Regions from separate parts of the Mus musculus genome. Here region 2 is linked to region 1. The links are chromatin loops, found by intact Hi-C in ENCODE. Cell type or tissue: left cerebral cortex. All regions are shown on one strand. Links, peaks and the distances in the headings refer to the core of each region. The heading gives the core; the rest is flanking DNA.

The links. Peaks named below come from ENCODE experiments on the same cell type or tissue, not always from the same donor. Only the 100,000 strongest peaks of a DNase experiment are listed, where the experiment ranks them.
Region 2: a loop joins it to region 1, with 2.7 times the contacts of the local background. A loop is called at or near these places in 2 of 42 quality-filtered maps.

Annotation. Positions count from the first base shown.
Region 1 is chr5:128,264,129-128,273,558 of GRCm38, forward strand. Tmem132d (transmembrane protein 132D) reads right to left here. Exons shown (of 9, transcript NM_172885.2): 2 at 4,364-5,249. Among named protein-coding and RNA genes, the nearest start is that of Tmem132d, 160 kb to the right of the region's middle. In left cerebral cortex, for the core only: CTCF peaks have their summits at 2,849 (motif pointing left) and 3,824 (motif pointing left); DNase peaks (open chromatin) are centred at 2,872 and 3,414; H3K27ac peaks cover 568 bases.
Region 2 is chr5:128,143,040-128,152,469 of GRCm38, forward strand. The region is part of intron 2 of Tmem132d (transmembrane protein 132D); the gene reads right to left. Among named protein-coding and RNA genes, the nearest start is that of Tmem132d, 290 kb to the right of the region's middle. In left cerebral cortex, for the core only: a CTCF peak has its summit at 4,344 (motif pointing left); DNase peaks (open chromatin) are centred at 1,957 and 2,388; H3K27ac peaks cover 688 bases.

The DNA of each region.
Region 1 (9,430 bases), core at 644-8,643:
AGTCCTGAACCCTGTGTTCTGTGGAGAGGGAGATGGGGAAAGGAATGGTGGGTGGGATCTCAGAGCAAAGGGCCCAAGCGCCGTGGGTGCTTCAGTCGTCAATGGGAAGAAAAACATTTTCTGAGATTTAAAGGAACTTGGATGTCTGTGAAATGAAAGGGCTTTGCTTTTCTTCTACAACGGGGGGCTTCAAGACTAGAGCAGCAGGGTTAGAAAGATTTTATGAGACAACAAGCTATCTATTGGAGCTTTCTTGTCCTCAGTAGGAATCACCCATGTACCAACGTCCAGCCACCCACACAGACACCCACACAGACACACACAGACACACACACACACACGGGGCGGGCGGGGGGAGCAAGGGGACAATCGTTAAAACGTAGTTATAATTTGGTACCCAGAATAGAAGCCCTACCCCCTCAGACATTCTCTGCAGCATCTCCCCTGAGGTCGCAGGCACAGATAAGCCTAACCCTATTTATGGAGATTCAGATAACAAGCTCACCCCATCACCAGGTCCACGTTTAAAGTGTCTACTTACGTAAACAGAGTAGACCCACTCAAGACTGGAGTATGTTAGCTGTGTAGCAGACATACGCCAAAGCCCAGGGAACATCATAGACGAGGAGGCAGGAAGGATGTAAGTAAGAACCAGAGGTTGGGGGTGGGGTGGGGGGAGAGAGCTGTGGGATGCTGTGTTCTGAACATGACATGGCTGCTGCCCCCATGAACTCGAAGAAGCTATGGTTGCAGGTAGAACATCAATCTAGTCAAAATCCCCAGCAGGAATGAGGGAGGAAATCTCCAGGCCCCACCTCTTACTGAAGAGCTGATAGCAGCTGGTAGTTGTTAGGGGGAGGCAGACTCATTGTTTTTTTTTTTTTGTTTTTTTTTGAGGATAATTCTAATGGTAGGTTTCCCTTGCTCCATTGGATAACCTCACCCTCATGCACTTATGAAGTTGAGAGGGTATTTGTTGTGGGGATATGGAATATATATATGTGTGTGTGTATGTATATATATGTACATATATATATATATATATATATATATATATATATATATATATATATTTCAAGGGTAAAAAGTTAAAACTAGATTCATAGTGAATGGATTCTGAATAAATGTACTTTTTCTCTATATCTGAAATCACCCAAGCTTTGACTTACAACTAGAGCCAACAGACATACATGGATATGATGTGATTGTTTCTGAATGTGCAAAGGCCCAAACCTAACACCATGGGCTGTGTGGCCCAGCAATGGGGATGCCTTTTGGGTCTCTTGGAGAACAAAGAGAGCTGATCTCCCTCAGGACTCCAGAGGACAGGTTTGCCATATTGAAGATGGCGGCGACAGGATCCCAAGCCTTTGACAAAACACACAAACACACACACAGATGGTTCCAGAAAAGGCTAGAAGAGCTCACTCCCCTGAGGCCAAAGTCCAGGGTACAGTAAGATTTCTCTTCTGGCCCAGGAATCCAACCACCAGCCAACGACCGGCATGAATGCACAGGAGAGCAGGGACCCCTTTTCTTTTTTTCCTTTTTCTGTTTGTCTGTCTGTTTATCTATTGATTCATTTATTGAAACAGGGTTTTTCTGTGTAGTCCTGGATGTCCTGGAACTCACTCAGTAGACCAGGTTGGCCTTGAACTCCAAGATCTGCCTGCCTCTGCCTCCTGAGTGCTACTGGGATTACAGGTGTGCGCCACCACACTCTATTTCTTTTTTATTCTTAAGACTTATTTATTTACATATTTTATGTATACAGGTACTCTGCACATACATCTGTACCCAGGAAGACAGCATCAGATGGCTGTGATGTGGGCACCATGTGGTTGCTGGAAATTGAACTCAGAAACTTTCAGAAGAGCAGAGTTTGCTCTTAACCACTGAGCCATCTTTCCATCCTGAGGCCCCCCTTTTTATAAAGCCATGGTTTCTAGATAAAGGACTTCTCTCTATAACCAGCCACCTCTAAGGATGCTACACAAGGCTTCTGAATTCACAAGTTGAAGCACACACTTGCAGAACATGGAGAGGGCTCATTATTCGTCTGCAGCACAGTCTGCCAGATGGGGGCAAAATGAAGCCCAGGCATGGCCATAGGCCCACAGATGTCTTCCTACACCACCACCCTGCCCCTGGCCCTTTAGTTAATCCCCAGATGCACAGAAGGCAAAGCCAAGGGTTTTACCTTCCAGTTTTAGCCAAGTTCAATCATCAGACAAATGCTGTTCACTAATGTCTACTGCTTTCATTGAAATTAAAAAAAAAAAAAAAAAGAACCCCTGATGCCAGTTCAGAATCAGCTCAACTTAAATTTGTGAGCTAAAGCAAAAGAATGGCTTGTTTCCTTGAGCTCATCACCCCTAAACAAGACATAAGGAAAAGGGAGTAGAAAAAGAAACCAAGGGAAGGAGGGCGGGGAGGAGGGAGGAAGAAAGAAGAGGAGGGAGAGAGGGAAGGAGGGAGGTGAGGAGGGAGGGAAAGAACAAGGGAAGGAAGGATAGATAGGTAGATGGAGGGTAGATGAATGGATGGACAGGTGGACAGATGGATGGACAGATGGACAGACAGACAGGAAAGATAACAAAGAGGAGTTATAAATTTGGAGGAGAATCTGAAATCAGATTCAAGCTAATGATCTTGGAAATCCACAGGCAACATGTACCCCACATGCGGTTACATTTATGTTCTCAAGGATCACAATAAAACCTAACGTGTTGGGAGCTGGAGAGATGGTTCAGCACTTAAGGGCATTTGATGCTCTTGCAGGAGACCAGAGTTCAGTTCCTGGCACCCATTTCAGCCAGCTTGCAACCATCTCCAGGGGATCTGTTGCCCTCTTCTGGTCTCTGTGGGCACTGCACTCATGTGGTGTGTGTGCATGTGGTGTGTGTGCACATGTGCGTGTGCGCAGATTCACACGCACACGCACACGCGCGCACACACACACACACACACACACACACAGAGAGAGAGAGAGAGAGAGAGAGAGAGAGAGAGAAGTAAAGATGAAAACCCCTAGATTTAAAAAGCAAGCGGAAAACAAGCAGTGTCGCACAACAGGCCAAGTCATGTCACGCTGCTGGGACACTGCTGATCAGCCAAAAATGTGTGTGCTAATTAACTATTGCAGCCAAATTCACCTACATTTAACATGGAGCTAAAGGCTTTAGTTACATCACAATCGACACAAGGCAACTTCTAACATATTCCAAAGCGAATTCCAGAGCATTTCTCTAAAGTACTCGGTGCTTCTTTTAAATGTCTCCTCTTTGCTCCAACCTTACATAAGGTACCCAAGATCCCACCATTTATTCTCTTTATGCTCTTTCATTCCTTTTTTAAACAGTACATTCTATTTCCAGGGAGAAACAAAATGACAACTTTAAGCCTGGTACCACTTTATACTTAGAGCCTGCCTGTCTGGAATAGATCCTGAGTTGGCAAAGCCATGTTCTCCTTCCTCCCTGACAACTGTCGCAACTGAGTTTGCAGATTCGCTGAAACTGCGAGGTGTTTAAAGACCCAGTTGTGAAGTGACTGATTTGTGGAACCCTCAGTGTCCCGATGCCTGTTGACAAACTTCACAAAGGCCAAGGGATCCCAACAACACGACTCTTCTGTGACAACCTGGGAGTTTCATTGATATTAAAGAGAACTATCTTATAGTCTGGGAGAGATGGCTCAGTAGTTAAAAGTATTTGCTGCTCCTCCAGTATACTCTAATCCAGTTCCTAAAACCCACATCTGGTAGTTAAAAGTCACCCATCACTCCAGCTCCAGGATGATCCAATGGCCCCTTCTGGCCTCACCAGGTACTGCATTCATATGCATACACGTGGACATAGACACACACACACAATAATAAGACTTTAAAAATATTTTCTGAGCTGGCAAGATAGTACAGTCAGTAAAGCATTCACTATGAAAACATGGGAATCTGAGTTTGGTTTCCAGAATCCATGCACATCAGCAGAATATAGTGCTAAAGATTCATGGTTCGATGACTCCAATGCTCCAAGGCAGAGAAAGGAGGATTCTAGGGTCTCACTGGACAGCCAACTAGCCTAACCAGCAAGCTCCAGGAAAGTGAGATACTCTTTCTCAAAATAAAACCAAAATGAGTATCACCCAAGGAATGACACCCATGGTCTCTTATGTACATGTACATTCTACAAAAAAAAAAAAAAAAAAAAAAAAAAATGTCCATCATTCATCATTAAGCGGCCAGCCAGAAATACAACTAAGCCTTATGTTTCATGGAACACAGCACATGAACATCTGCAGACAGTTCCACAGCAGCCCGGCTGGATCGCTGGGGTTGCAATAGACAGAATGTGAACCTGCTCACCTCAGTGTGAAGCGATCCTCCGTGCAGTTCCTGGAGACAGAGATAGGGAAGGTGAGTACATCTCCTTGCCGCACAGTCTTAGGGACATAATGAACAGCCACATTGCTATCCAAACGCAGTTCCTTCAAAGGTGGACTGCTGGGGGTCTCCCGAAGGAAGACGCTCCCAATTCTATGCAAAGGGGGACTGGATTCATCAACATCATTGTGGCCTGCTGGAGTACCACCGCTCTTCCTCGAATCCTCCTTGGCACAGTCGCCTCGCTCATCCCCTGGCTGTACAGCATAATACAGTTCCACGGGATTCCCCTCTGGCTGCTCCGTGGGCCTCCTGCGCCCAGATACCACTGATGGTGGACTGAACCAGCCCGGCAGCATCTCCAGCTGGGCCACGCACAGTCCCAGGGCTCCACCCAAACGGCAGCTGCCTCGAACCTCTCGAGTCTCTCTGAACGCAAAGACCCGCAGGCAAGGCAAGTTCTCGTCCCTGTGGTCATCCCAGTCTCGACCCACGATGTGGAAGAGCACCTGCACTTTGGGATGGCTCAGGTAGACTTTCTCCTGCAGGATGTAGGCCTTCAGCCTCCAGTTGAGGGAGAATGTGTTAGTGAATCCAAATGGGTTGGAAGGCAACATCAAATCCTGGGGCACTACCTGCTCGAGTGAGAAGGGCCCGTAGCTGGCGTTGAGCACCGGCAGTCGCCTAGATTTGTAGATCAGGAAGGACTCGACCCGCGACTGCAGGCTGGAGTTGCGCATGATGTCCTGGTTGGCCTCCTTCAGGAAGAAGGAGACATCCGCATTGTTGATATGGTAGGTGACCGGGAGGTAGGTAGGCAGTAGTGAGAACCGCTGAATGCTCTCCAGGATCCCTCGGCCTTCCGTCACTGTTGGGAGGAACCGAGGGCAGGTGTTAGTGATCCTGAGACACCCGACTTGTAGACTCTGGAGAGCACATCGGTAGCTACCCACAGCCTCACTTTTGGACCCATGATGCAATTCTGAACTGTCCAGTGTTTCTCCTTTGAATCAAGTCAACGTATGGGAAGTAGATGCTAAGTAAAGGAGTTGGGGAGATGGCTCACAAGCCATGAGTAGGTGGAAAGGAACTCCCATCCCCTATCCCATATTAAAAAGAAGCTGAGTGAACTGGAGAGATGGCTCAATCATTAAAGGCTAGGCTCACAATCAAAAAGAAACTGAACACAGTGATGCATGCCTGTTAGCCCAGGGCTCAGGAGATGGAGGCAGGAGGATTTCTGGAGCTCACTGGACAGCCAGGCTAGCTCCATCAGTGAGTGTCAGGGTCAATGAGAGATACTATCTCAAAAAACAACATGGAGAAAGATTGAGAAAGACATGTGATATTGACCTCTGGTCTCCACATGAACATGCACACACATACACACGTGCGTGCACACGTAGATGAAACAAATGGGTAGATATTTCCTCCAGACTTATAAAATACTTCTTAGGAGGTAGGAGGCTCACAAAACTCACTAAGTGTTAGGAGAATTTGTACAACTACAAGACACATCAGGACCTCTCCAAGCTTCTATAAGCAGAAGAGAATATTATCAGCTGAGCATGGTGGCACACACCTTTAATCCCAGCTCTTGGGAGGCAGAGGCGGGTGGATCTCTGAGTTCAAGGCCAGCCTGGTCTACAGAGCTAGTTCCAGGACAGACAGTGTTACACAGAGAAACCCTGTCTGGAGGTGGGATTTAGGGGCCATAAGCTTATTATTTTGGGTGGAGGTGTCTGTAATATGTGTCCAGAGTTCCAGGGACACAGCTTTTGAGGATTGTCACCCATGTGGTGATCTCCTTGTAGTGACAAAGCTGCCTTTTGGTTGCCTGTGTTTCTGTGAATAGTGGTTCACCAAGCTTAATTTGGATGGAAATAGTTTTTTTCTTTGGTTGCTGGTGCCCTACCTGGAGTGAACAGGCTTTTATTTGCATCTCCCTAGGAAAAGACGCAACATAATGTCACTAGTGTTAGACAGAAAAACTTGTCACTTGACGCCCATAAACGTGGAACTTGTAAATAGTTAAAATCTAAACAAAAATTTGAACAATAACAATAACAAAAAATGGGATAACAAGGCCTTCAAGTGGCTTACTCCTTAGAGCATAAATATGCAGGGGCACTGGAAATCTGTCCCCTTCATACATGCTGGGGTTGTTTAGCTTGGGCTGTTTGTGAGACTCCTAACAACAGAAGGGCTATCTCTCCTTTGCCTGCTCATAGGACCCTTTTCCATCTACTGGTTTGCCTCATCCAGCTTTGATATGCGGGTTTGCGCCTAGTCTTATTGCATCTTGGTGTGCCACATTCCATTGCTATCAGATAAAAGTCAGATAGGGAGAATAGGCTTGGAGACTGAATTGGTGATAGTTCTCTAGAGACAGGGAAGGGACTAACCATGTCATGCCTTGGACCTTTGAGTAGCCTGGACCTTCAAGCCAAGAATTTGAGGCAGCATCTATAGTTAATGCATTACACTCACGACCTACGAAGATCGTTCTGCCACCAGTGAATAACAAACATTTTACTTTTCTCTTTAGGGAACATATTCTCCCTGTGAGGGGGGGGTGGTTAAAAAATCCAACATGTTATTTTTACAGTTTGTCTTATTTTCTGTAATAAAAACCCAGACTGAGAAATTATACAACTCACAGAAGCCATTTGGCCAGGGAGCCGCCGGCTTGAGTAGCCCTGACTGCTTGGGCATGGCTGCGCCATCCTTGGTGTAGACCACAGCAGCAGCCACACACTGGTCCCTGGTTATTCAGAAGTGACACTGACATCCCTCCAACAACCTGCGTCAGCTTCAGTGACCCCATGAAAGCATCCCTCCGGAAAGCACAGTGCCTTCTCAAGTCTATCGGGAGCAACAGGGACAGCCCATAACTAAGGCTGTCTCTAGACTTGCCACATATAGCTTGTGGGACAATCAGCAAGGCACCAACCCTCTTTGCTTCTGAGAATTAATGGAAGTTGCAGTCCAGGTCTGAGAACACAGAAGCCACGATGCATACAAGTTTACAGCTAGGCCAGGTCAACAGACACCTGTTCAAGTTCACTTTGCAGACTGGAATAACAAACAAACAAAAAATCTCTCTATTTAGTGTCATCACCAAACTCATGGCAGGATGAGACTCATGCTTATGTTAAGACAAACTGTCTAGAGCATGTTGATCCATGTGATTTAGGACTGGCCCAGACAGTAGTTTCATAGGTTAGAGCCTAATAATGTGAATTTCTTTTTCAAATATTTAAATATGCACACTGGAAAGTTGGCTCAAGGGATAAGGTATATGCACAGTATGGGCTGGAGTTCAGATTGCCCAGAGCCTGTATAGAAAAGCCAGGTGGACCTGTCTGTAATCCCTCAGAAAGTAGGGTCAGGGGACCTCTGGGGCAATGAAGCTAGGGTAAATAAGTTGGTAAGTTCTACCTTCACCAAGAAACCCTGACTTTTTAAGGTGGACAGCAACTGAAGAAGACACTGATATCAAACCTATGCATCTCCAACCACATGTGCCCACATACATCTCAGCATGCATACATGCACAGACACCACCCAGGCATACACATGTAAACATGTTTTCTTAAAATCAAGATACTCTCAGTGTTGTGATTCTCAACTTCATGGATTTAGAATCACCACAGAAATGGAAATAGATCTCTGCGAGGGGGAGCAGGGGGTGACTATAAGGATGTTTCTAGAAAACTTTAACAGAGGAGGGAAGACCCACCCTCAATGTAGGCACCTCCATCCCATAGACTTAGAAAGAAAGCATGCTACACACTTGCATCCATCTCCTCTACTTCCTGCCTCTAGATGTCATGTGACCAGCTCCCTCATGCTCCTGCCACCTCGACTTCCCACTGTGATGGCCTGCACCCTCATGGTGGGCCTGCACCTCACACAGTGGGCCCAAATAAGCCTTCCTCCCTTAAGTAGTTTTTGCCTCGTATTTTGTCCCAGAAAGGGGTAGCCACTACCATAAGCCTAACAAGATGCCTTAACCAATGAAGTACCATGTTTTAATACATGGGAACTGGAGCCTGAGCTGTGACTTCCCAGACCTGCATTTACTCATTTAAAAGTCAGCTCAAAGAGCAAGCAGGCATATTCTGTGTGTTCTCTGAGAGGAGCTTCCTGGATCCCCCCTCCTTTTGGGTCCCTCAAGCCCCACCCCCAGACAGACTCCACATCAGCCTAGCTAGTTACAATCTTATCCTGCCTTTGGCCACTTCTGCTGTAAAACCTGTCTCAAAATGCATCTCTGGGTCACATCCCCATGTGTGTCCTACACAGCAACTCCATCCCCCATCACTCTGTGCTTCTCGGTAAGTCTCTACTGAGCAGTAGGTTGCATGCCAGCTAATGGGGAGGTCCCATGTGTTCCACAGCACTTGGGGTCTTTAGAACAGCACCCTAACAACTATGAGGCCCCCAGTAAATATTGGATAAATAAATGAGTGAATGGGCACACAAACAGGTTATACATTTTCTATACAAAAGAGCAGAATATTTTTCACCAGGATTTTGCAAGATCCTTTTTTCCACAGCATGACTATAATCATGATTGCCAATGCTTCTATTTCACTGAGAGCACAATATAATCCCACTAGCAGGGATTTGAGAGGAGAAGAGAGAGGGGGGCCCTCCCTGGGCCATGAGATTCCTAAAGGGACACCCTCTGTTACAAGGCACCCCTTGGTTATTCAACCCACATCTGACACTTTGCAGAGTGACTGCCTTGAGCAGCTTCAAGCCAGCTTACCATGCAGTCTAAGAAGCTGCCAAGGTCAGAAGTGCAGAAGAGAACAGGGCAGGCATCAGCATTGTGCACCCAGGCCCTCCTGAACCTCCCTGTTGAACATCTGACCCCGCTGCTTGGGGACACAAAACTTAATTGTGCAGCTAATTACACGGGCGCCAGGTCAACCACACAGGGTCCTCCAATACCATTCAGGAAAACAGTAAAGCAAGAAAAGGTCACGGCAGGGCACTGGAGGGGAAATAACTCCAGCTTTTGGTCTGAAAACCGTCTAG
Region 2 (9,430 bases), core at 601-8,600, 120 kb before region 1:
ACTGGCTTCACTGGGTCTGAACCAAATGTTAGTTCCCCTCTTTGTTTATGACAAGCGGGTTCCTTATAGTCATTAATGGAAGATTATAACCCACTTGTGGTTCCATAAATACAGGTTACCCTGACAGCCTCATTACTAGAGATAAACACAGCACTTGATTTCCGAAGACACTTTATTGTAGATTTACATTTAATAATACACCCACCATGGTGAGAGCAGAAAAGCCATAATTTTCCCCAGAGTATGCCCATGAAGTGTAGGCTGATACAGACAGAACCTGCTAGGGGTTAGGGGATGCTGTGCTGTTAAAACATAATAGAACAAGCTGTAAAGACTAGATATGTGTGTTATGTGTGATGTTTATATTATGTATATAGCATATGTACAATGTATACCCAAGCACAGGATTCAGTCTTAACTGAAATATATGGGAATAGCTGACAGCCTAGATGCTGAATACATGGGCATGCTGGTTATGTTTGTGCCTCTCCCTGCCCCTCCATACCCTAGCCTCTGAGTCTGGATTATTGCTTAAGCAATCTGCCCTCTGGCAATGATGACTTTAACTGTAGATCATACATTCAGAGTGTCTGTCCACTACCTTGATAAAGAGGTTGACAGTCAAACCAACTCTCAGGGTTTCATTGATATAAAGAGATACCATGACCAAGGCAACTCCTATCAAGGAAAACATTTAATTGGGGCTGGCTTACAGTGTCAGAGTTCAGCCCATTATCATCATGGCAGGAAGCACGGCAGTGTGTAGGTAGACATGGTGCTGGAGGAGCTGAGAGTTCTACACCTTAATCTGAAGGCAGCCAGGAGGTTATACCACTGGGTGTAACTTGAGCATTTAAGATTTCAAAGCCCTGACTCCAAAATGACATACTTCCTCTAACAAGGCCACACCTCCTAATAGTGCCACTTTCTATGGTCAGGCATTCAAACACATGAGTCTATCGGGGCCATACCTACTTAAACCACCACACCAACCTACCCAAAAGCCCTCTCCTGGGAATTCACCAAACACTGAGCCCTAATAACCTTCCTCTTTCTCTTCTCTTCCCTCCCATCTTGCTTTTTTCTCTCTAGTCCCTGACATTAACATTAACGTATACAAGTTGGATGTTTATTAGCATATGCAAATAATCACTTAGCCTCAACATATGCAAATGATCCAGTCCACTAAGGTCAACAGGTGTAAATAGTCCTCTAGTATTAACATGTGCAAACTACTCCCTAATAATAACACATGCAGGTAGTCCCTTGTATTAACATATGCAAATGAGCCCGTAGCATTGACATACTCAAATGATCTCTTACCACTACCATATGCAACAGGCCCCAGGTATTAACATATGCAAATGAACCCTACATTAATATGTGCAAATTATTCCCTAGCACTAGCATGTACAAATGGAACCTGTCATTCACATACACAAATTCACCTGACATTACCTTATGCAAATCTTTCTGAATCTAGCTCTCTCAGGCTGTTCTTTGAAACTATGAAATAGCCACCACCCTCCCATTTGGTACCTTTCAAGCTAGACTAGAGGTGATTCATCTGCCATAAGGCTGACTGAGGTGCTGTCAGATACCCTTAAAACAGGCTTGCTTTGGAAAAAGATATTACTCTTCTCTGCTGCAGCAGCTCACAGCGGGCCTTGGTGGTGGGTGGCTCTGATCCACTCAGCTATTCAGAGATCAAAGCTGATTGTGGTCCTGGTGTTTCCAGCCCCTGTTTTGCAGCACCTGTGTCCTGAGCACCCCAGCCAGTGGGAAGAATGAAGGGTGAAGAACAGAGCAGGGCAGGTGGCAATACAAACTCAGGTACACTCACAGTCTATGGAAGGCATTTACTGTCTTGGCCAAATATGGTTACAGACGCAAAGGCTTCTGGGAAGCCAATCCCTACCAGGAACTGACAGCAGCGATACCCAAGTTGGGCCTGTGGGTGGCTTGCATTCCTACCTCAGTTAAATGTATCCTGCATCATCTAGACTGTGGGCAGAGCTAAATCCCCCCACATCAGTGCACACAGTCACACTACAGAGAAACCCCACCTGAACAGTCACCAGTAAGCACTCCATTTATGAATGGTTTGACATGTGGGTTATTAAAAGCGCCTGTGTGCTCAATAAAAGAGGTACCAAAATGGAAGTTTGAAGTGATGGAAGAGAAATAAATTGGGCTCAAAAGGAGAAATTTGAATATTTCTGTTCCTTGTGAGATTTATTTAAAAACTCCGAGTGCAGATATTTGTGGCAGTGGAGGAGAAAGAAGAGAAGAAATTTAAGAGAAAACTGAGACAAAGTAAAAGACAGAAGGGGAAAAGTCACAGGGTGGGGAGAAATATTTTGGGAAGTTCAGTCCACACAAAGTTCCAAATATGAGAGGAAAACCGTGGGTGGCCTGTAAGTATGTGCCCAAAGGAATGTTCTAGAACTAGAAAGTAATACCAGCCCAACACCCTAACATAGTCCATAATCCACAACCCGCTCTGGGATTCTTGGCAATCTGAGAATGGAAAGAAGGAATGGGCTTCCAAGCAGCCTCCTGTTCAAGAGGGGAAGCTTGCTGGGAGTATCCTTTCCTGGATCCCAAAGGATAAAACATTTTTTTTTTCCAAGAGCATCATCTCTCAAGACACCAAGTCCTGCTCAGCTCCAGCAAGCTTCACCCACAGCTGCATGAGGCCCTCCGTATCAGCAGTGTGGGAAGCCACATGTGCCGTTGCAGGGTGGCGCTGGCTTCCACTGGCCACCATGCATACATAGGCAGTAAAGTTCTTTTGCCAAGATGAGGTTTTGAGAATTAACCAAAATTAACCAATCAGATGAGAGACAAGTTGACCAATCAGATGAGAGACAAGTTAACCAATCAGATGTAGGCATGCAAATGAGGTGGTAAGCATAACCCATGCACAACCAATCCGGGTGTGAGACACACCTCTCCTAGGCCTATATAAGCAGCACCAGTTCTGGGCTTGGGGTCTCTTTGCCTCTACAATCAAGCTCTCCCAATAAACGTGTGCAGAAGGATCCTGTTGCAGCGTCGTTCTTGCTGGCCAGTCGGGCGCGTGCAAGAAGCAGAGCGGCAGAGAGATTACTCACAGATGGACACCAAACATAGACTATACAGGCCTCCTGATGAATACAGGAGATGACACATTTACCCCTCAGTTCAAAGACCAGTAGATAGCATGCTGGACTTTTGGAAACGTCTCCTGTCCATTGTTTTCTCTCATTAACTGTGGCCAAGAATAAAGTAATGTCCATTTTCTATGGTGTGGCAGCCAGGTACCCCCATGGGTAATCACTCTGCTTCTAATTTCTAAGTGATCTGGACCACAGGACCTCCTGCCGAGGCCACACATTATACAATGGTCACTCCTAGCCGTGTCTCAGCACTGTACTGGCAAACAGGCATAAGCCTTCCTGAATACCACTGGCTATCCTGTGAGAGTCATGTCCCCATGGCCCCATGTTCCTTTGGAGTGGCATAGGGCCAGACTTTATAGCATAGGGATACAGTCTTTGCTAAGCCTCTTACATCCTGTCTTTAAGATTGTAGCAGTTTCAATGAGAAATCTCCCCCAACTGGCTCAAGTAATTGGAGCTGTTTGATAAGGTTGCAAGATCTTTAAAAGGTAGAACCTCATCGGAGGAAGTGGTTCACTGGGGATGGGTTTGGAGAGCATACAGCCTTCCGGTTCGATCTCCTGCTTCCTGTGTGTGATATGCTTTGTCTGCCATGCCCTTCTCACCATTTTGGAGACTCCCACCCCACGCCCTGCACTGCAGCCAATATAAACTCTTCCACAGGTTGTTTTATGTCTTGGTGCTTTATTGCAGCAACAGGGAACTAACTAATGTAAGGACTATGCCAATGTATGCAGGCAGCTAAGACAGACCCGGTCGGGAGTGCAGGACCAGGGTGACCAATGTTAGGCAATTCCAATTTGATAGTATGTTCTCCGGCAGGAAACATATTTTAATGGGCCGTGTTGGTGTTGGCATATATGTTTATAAAGCTGGCGCTTTCCACTATTGAAATACTGTGTGCTATGCACAACGTGTCACAGGCAGATAACGAAAACATGGACATGAGAAATAAATATTTTGACAGTGGCTATTCTTTCTTGCCTATGAGCCTTCTGGCACATTGCCAGGATGTACACACGTCAGAGAGACAGTCCGTTACCATGTGGCACATGGGTACATCAAACCCCACTGCGGGATCTATGTGTTCCAGTCTCAGCAAGGGTGACAGGATATCCAGGAACTCCCACTCCTACCCTCATCCCCACCCCCACAGCACCTGGCTCTCAGACGACTGCCACCTACTGGAAATTAAAAGGGAAAAAGGCAAGGGCCAAGAAAGATTTGCTCTCAAGGAGGGATGAAACTCATCCCTGAGGGAGACAGAGCCAAGAGGCAGGTGTGTCATCAGAAAGGGGTGTGGTCATGAACGGGGTGTGGCTTCGGAAGGGGGTGTGGTCTCATGGTAGGTGTGGCTTCCAGAAAGAGGTATAGCTTCTGACCGGCTAGGTCCCATACTGCCCAACTTGTGCTAAACCTTGGGTTAGCTAAACGCTAAGAGGCCATGAAGGGAGAGCCTGTGCTATGGAATTCACAGTACAGACCACTGAGGGAGACATCACGGGCTGGAGCCCACCCATGGCTTTTTTCTCAAGGCTGTTGTACCCACCTTCTAAGTTCAGGCTGCAAATTGGCTTTGCTTTAACCCTCTTCCCGATACTTAAGGTATTCGGTCATCTTTCCAAAGTTTTACAAAACGGTCTGGGCACACAAACACACCCAAACCAAAAAAAAAAAAAAAAAGCAGCCTACTGTTAGCAGTCACTTCTGAGACTCTGTTAGTAGGACCTCAGTGTGTTAAGTATGTGCCAGGCATGTGAATGCGTGAGCCGGCTAATGGATGCACTGAGAGCTAAGAAAACAGCCAGATGCCCCATGACTACAACTTCACTGTCAACATTTTAGCCCCCATTCTTCTCTTCTATGTACCTCTTTATTCATGCGTTATCTGTAATTCTATACAAATAAGATAAAACCCTGGTTAGCCATGTGGCCATCAAACTGGAACACTCGCCATCCAGGGAGGTTCTGGTCATATGGAGTATAACATAAACAGCTATGAGTAACACACAGCACATCTGTATGTGACCGCTGTGTGTGAGGCCTGCTGCTGTGATCATCCAGGTTTCTTTATCAACTCCAAGGATCAATAAACCAGCCTGATGCAGAATGCTGCCTGGCTGTGGACCAACCCAGGACAAACACTCTGTGAAGGGAAGGCCCAGCCACAGAGCACTGCAGCTGGACCTGTGTGGCTTTAAGAAGTCCTCTCCCAGGCCAGCTGGGATGTCTTCTGAGTATCAGAGCCTCTGCATCACCAGCACAGGCTAAGTGGCTTCCTTTGCTGGTAGAGTGACCACTGACTCTTTGAGGCTGTATCAGAGCTTCGAGCCTCCTGAAGTCCTACAGATTGTGGATGCGCAACTTTCCTCTTCACAACTTAGTGCAAATAAGATGGCCAAAGGCCCATTTCCCTTTTGGTTTTAACTCAGGAGAGATATGACAGAGATGGATGGAGAAGATTGTCAACTGTAGCAATGGATATGCTGGCAAGGAGAAGGTTGGCAAGGGCCCGAGGGTTTTGACTCTGGCCACTAGGGAGTGGAACATTGTACCATCGAGGCCTACATTCTGTAGCTGTGGCTACCGCAGACCATATCTGCAGCAGCTGCTGCTGCTGCTGGAGGCTGACCATTCAACTGCTGCAAAGTATCAGCTCATTAACATCCAGAGCAACAAGTCCCCAAGCTGAGGATAGAGATCTAGGAGTCTCTGGCTTCTAAAGCCCAGAGCAGGAAGCCACTGGCTTTCAAGGCTTGGAGTGGTGAGGCTCTGGATCTGCCAGTGCAGACCCAGGCCTGGGGCACCCCAGACCCAGGACTGCCAGCTTTAGCAAAGCCTCACTGACTCATGATCCTTATGTGAGTAGAGCAAGAAGAACCTGAGGACGATTCAGATCTGAAACCCAGGATGCTTCTAGGAGTCAACTCTCACCGTCTTCTTACCTCATTTTGACATAATTGCTAACCAGTTCTGACCCTTCACAGCAAACAAAATCGAGAAAGACATGGGCTTACACGCCAGCGTCAGATACTAGACACAGCCTTGAAGTTTAAATCTCTCTCCAAAGTTCCAAATTGAACCAAGCCAATAATCTCCACACAGAAAACAGGACAGATATTTACAGAGAAACAGCTCTGGGGTGACCGTGCCAGAAACCATGGTTTCATAACATTGGCTACCTCCCAGATCCGGAAGTGCTGGGGGGGGGGGGGGTAGCGGGATGCTCCTGACTTCTAGGTTTAAGATAAGATGTAATTTCAAGCTGGTTGGTGGTGCATACCTTAATTCCAGCACTCTGGAGCCAGAGCAGGTGGATATCTGTGAGTTTGAGGTCAGCCTGGTCTACAGAGTGAGTTCCAAGACAGCCAGGGATAAAAAAAAAAAAAAAAAAAAAAAAAAAAAAAAAAAAAAAAAACCTTTATCTTGAAAAAAAATTTTTTTCATTGTCTATGAAGTGCCTCAAACCTCTAATTTCTCCATATTCTTACTACAATTGTAAGATGGTTTCTGCTGTTCTCAAGGTGACCAGTTTTTGTTGTTGTTGTCGTTTGTTTTTGTTTTCTTGGAGAATTGCTTAAACATACTTCTTTAATGGAGGGAAAAATTTCCACACCCAAAGCAGGACTTCAGCCAGCAAACACACGTGCTCTGAGATGTCTTTGGAGGAGCTGTGGTTTTCAATTAAGTATTTTCATGGAAAATAGTATCAGGGTGTTGTAAATGATGTAATCAGCATGAACGGGACTATGAGAAACACTTCTTGACCTGAAAATCCCTGTCCTCAACTCCCTTCCCTCTTCTTTGCTCTGCACACTCTAGGACAGAAAGATGTGGATGTCTGGGTTTGACAAAGTAATAATCACATTGTGTGTGCGACTTTGTGGTGTTGAGGGATTAGAACCAAGCCCACTCCTTGGTAACTTTGATGGAGACACAGGTGATGTCTAGTTCTGGATTCTGGTGAGTACTTCAAGGATTCTTCACGTGCATACAACTCCACATTCAGCGTATCTTTTAGGGTATCCTAGCCTAACTTTAATTATCGACTTGATCCAGTCAAGGGGCACAGAGAAGACTATATCAGTGGACAGATTGCTCAGCTCAGACTTGTCTGTAAGAATTGTCTAGGTTGTTAATTCAGGCAGGAGGTCCCAGCCTACTGTGGGTGGCACCATTCCTTAGGCAGACAGCTTACTAAAAGCCTAGGGCCAGTCAGTAAACAGAGGTCCTCTGTAGTTCCTGCCATGCTTCTTTGGCTGTGAGCTGAGTTCCTTTGTTGGAGGTAGTTATGTGTGGAATAGCAAACAGGCCTGTCTCTAAGTTCTTGCTTTGACTTTCTGCCCTAACTTTCCTCAATGATAGACCGAGCCCTAGAAGTATAAGGCAAATATATCTTTCTTCCTCTAAGTTGCCTTTGGTCAGGATGTCTTAGCACAGCAACGGAAAGGAAATGGGAATACAGAAGGAACTGCCACATCAGAGATATGAAGGTCATTTGTGTGTGTGTAGGTACACATTGTAAAAATGCTTTTGCACATATGTGCATGTGTGTGTGAGTGTACATGTGTGTGTATGTAACTGCATTATGTATGCATTGGTGGTCCTCAAGCAGCATTTGCCTTTGTTTTGAACAGAGTCCCTGTTGGCCTGAAATCCATCAGTTTGACTAGGCTGAGACTGGCCAGTGAGACAGGGGTAGTTACTTACCTGTTGCTACCACCCCAGGGCTGGGATTACACTCTTGTGCTATCATATCAGGCTTCTTTTTATTCTTTTACTTGTGTCCTGGGGTTTAACTCAGGTCCCTTCTCATAGGCATTTTACCAACTGAAGCATCCTCCTAGCCCCATGGGCTCACAGGTTCTTTTTGATGATGTTTTGATAGCTAAATGGCCACTGTGTTAGTTATGTTTCATTTCTGTGATAAAACACCATGACCTGAAGTGACCCATGGGTAAAAGAGTATATTTTAGCTTATGCTTCCATTTGGAGAATCTATAACGGCAAGGGAGATATGGCAGCAGATTGTCAGAGAATTCTAAGAGGTCACATCTCTACCACATGCAGAGAGAGAGAGGCAGAGATAGAGACAGAGAGAGAAACACAGAGAGAGAGACAGAGACAGACAGACAGACAGAGACAGAGAAACAGATGGAGAGAGAAAGAGAGGGAGGAGACAGAGGCAGAAAGACAGATGGGGAGAATAGAAGAGGGGAATGGGGGAGAGAGGGAGAGGGAGAGGGAGGGGGAGGGGGGAGAGGGGGAGAGCGTGTGCTCGCTAGGGGGAGAGGGGGAGAGGGAGGGGGAGAGGGAGGGGGAGAGGGAGAGAGCGTGCGCTCTCGAGCAAACAGGAAGTGAGACAAGGCTATAAACTCTCAAAGCCCACCCCCAGTGACATACTTCCTCCAATAAGGCACCAGCTCCTAAAAATTCTATAACCTCCCCAAACAGCGCCACCTACAGGGGAAACAAGTATTCAAACACCTAAGTGCACAGCAGCAGTGCGAGATGCTCCTGACCTCCTGAGTTTGGGGTAAGACATAATTTCAAACTGAGTGGTGGTGGTTCGGGCTGGCTGATCTCTGTGAGTTCAAGGCCAGCCTGGTCTACAGGAGTATACTTCTTACTCAATCCATTATACCTCTTCCACAGTTTATATTTTTTTTTGACATCAACACCATGCCTAAAGAGAACTTTCTTAGCCTTTCTATATAATCTTATTTTCAATCCCTTTCTGTCTTTAAACACCCTTCCCACCATCTATTTGTGTCTTTATTATCATGTTGGCCCAGGTTTTATTATGTATTAAGAAACTACCATTTAGGAAAATCAATCCATGGATCCTTCTAGAGTTTATTTCAGTAAAGTAGATTCAGCTTTATTTTTTCTGTTTGTGTTTTATTAGTATACCTATTACATGATCAGTGCATCTATCACCTGTGATCTGAAGTTCCATCAATAATATATCTTAAACCTGACTTTGCTTTATGACTGATGTTTGGCCTTACAACTTGCTGGTCCTGCTCTGAGGACCTTCTCACACTTCGGATGCCTTTTGATACGCTTTAGCATCTTGCAGGGCAATTTTCTCCCTACGGCTTTTTCTTTCGGGGGCGGGGGGCTATTTTGATGTCTCATATTTCAATAGAAACCATTTCCGTTTGCATGTCCTCAAAGGCGCTTTGAGTTTAGGAAAGAATAAAGGAGACAGGAAAGAAGAAAGAAACATAAATGGGGCACAGAGTGTTATAAAAATCACTCCC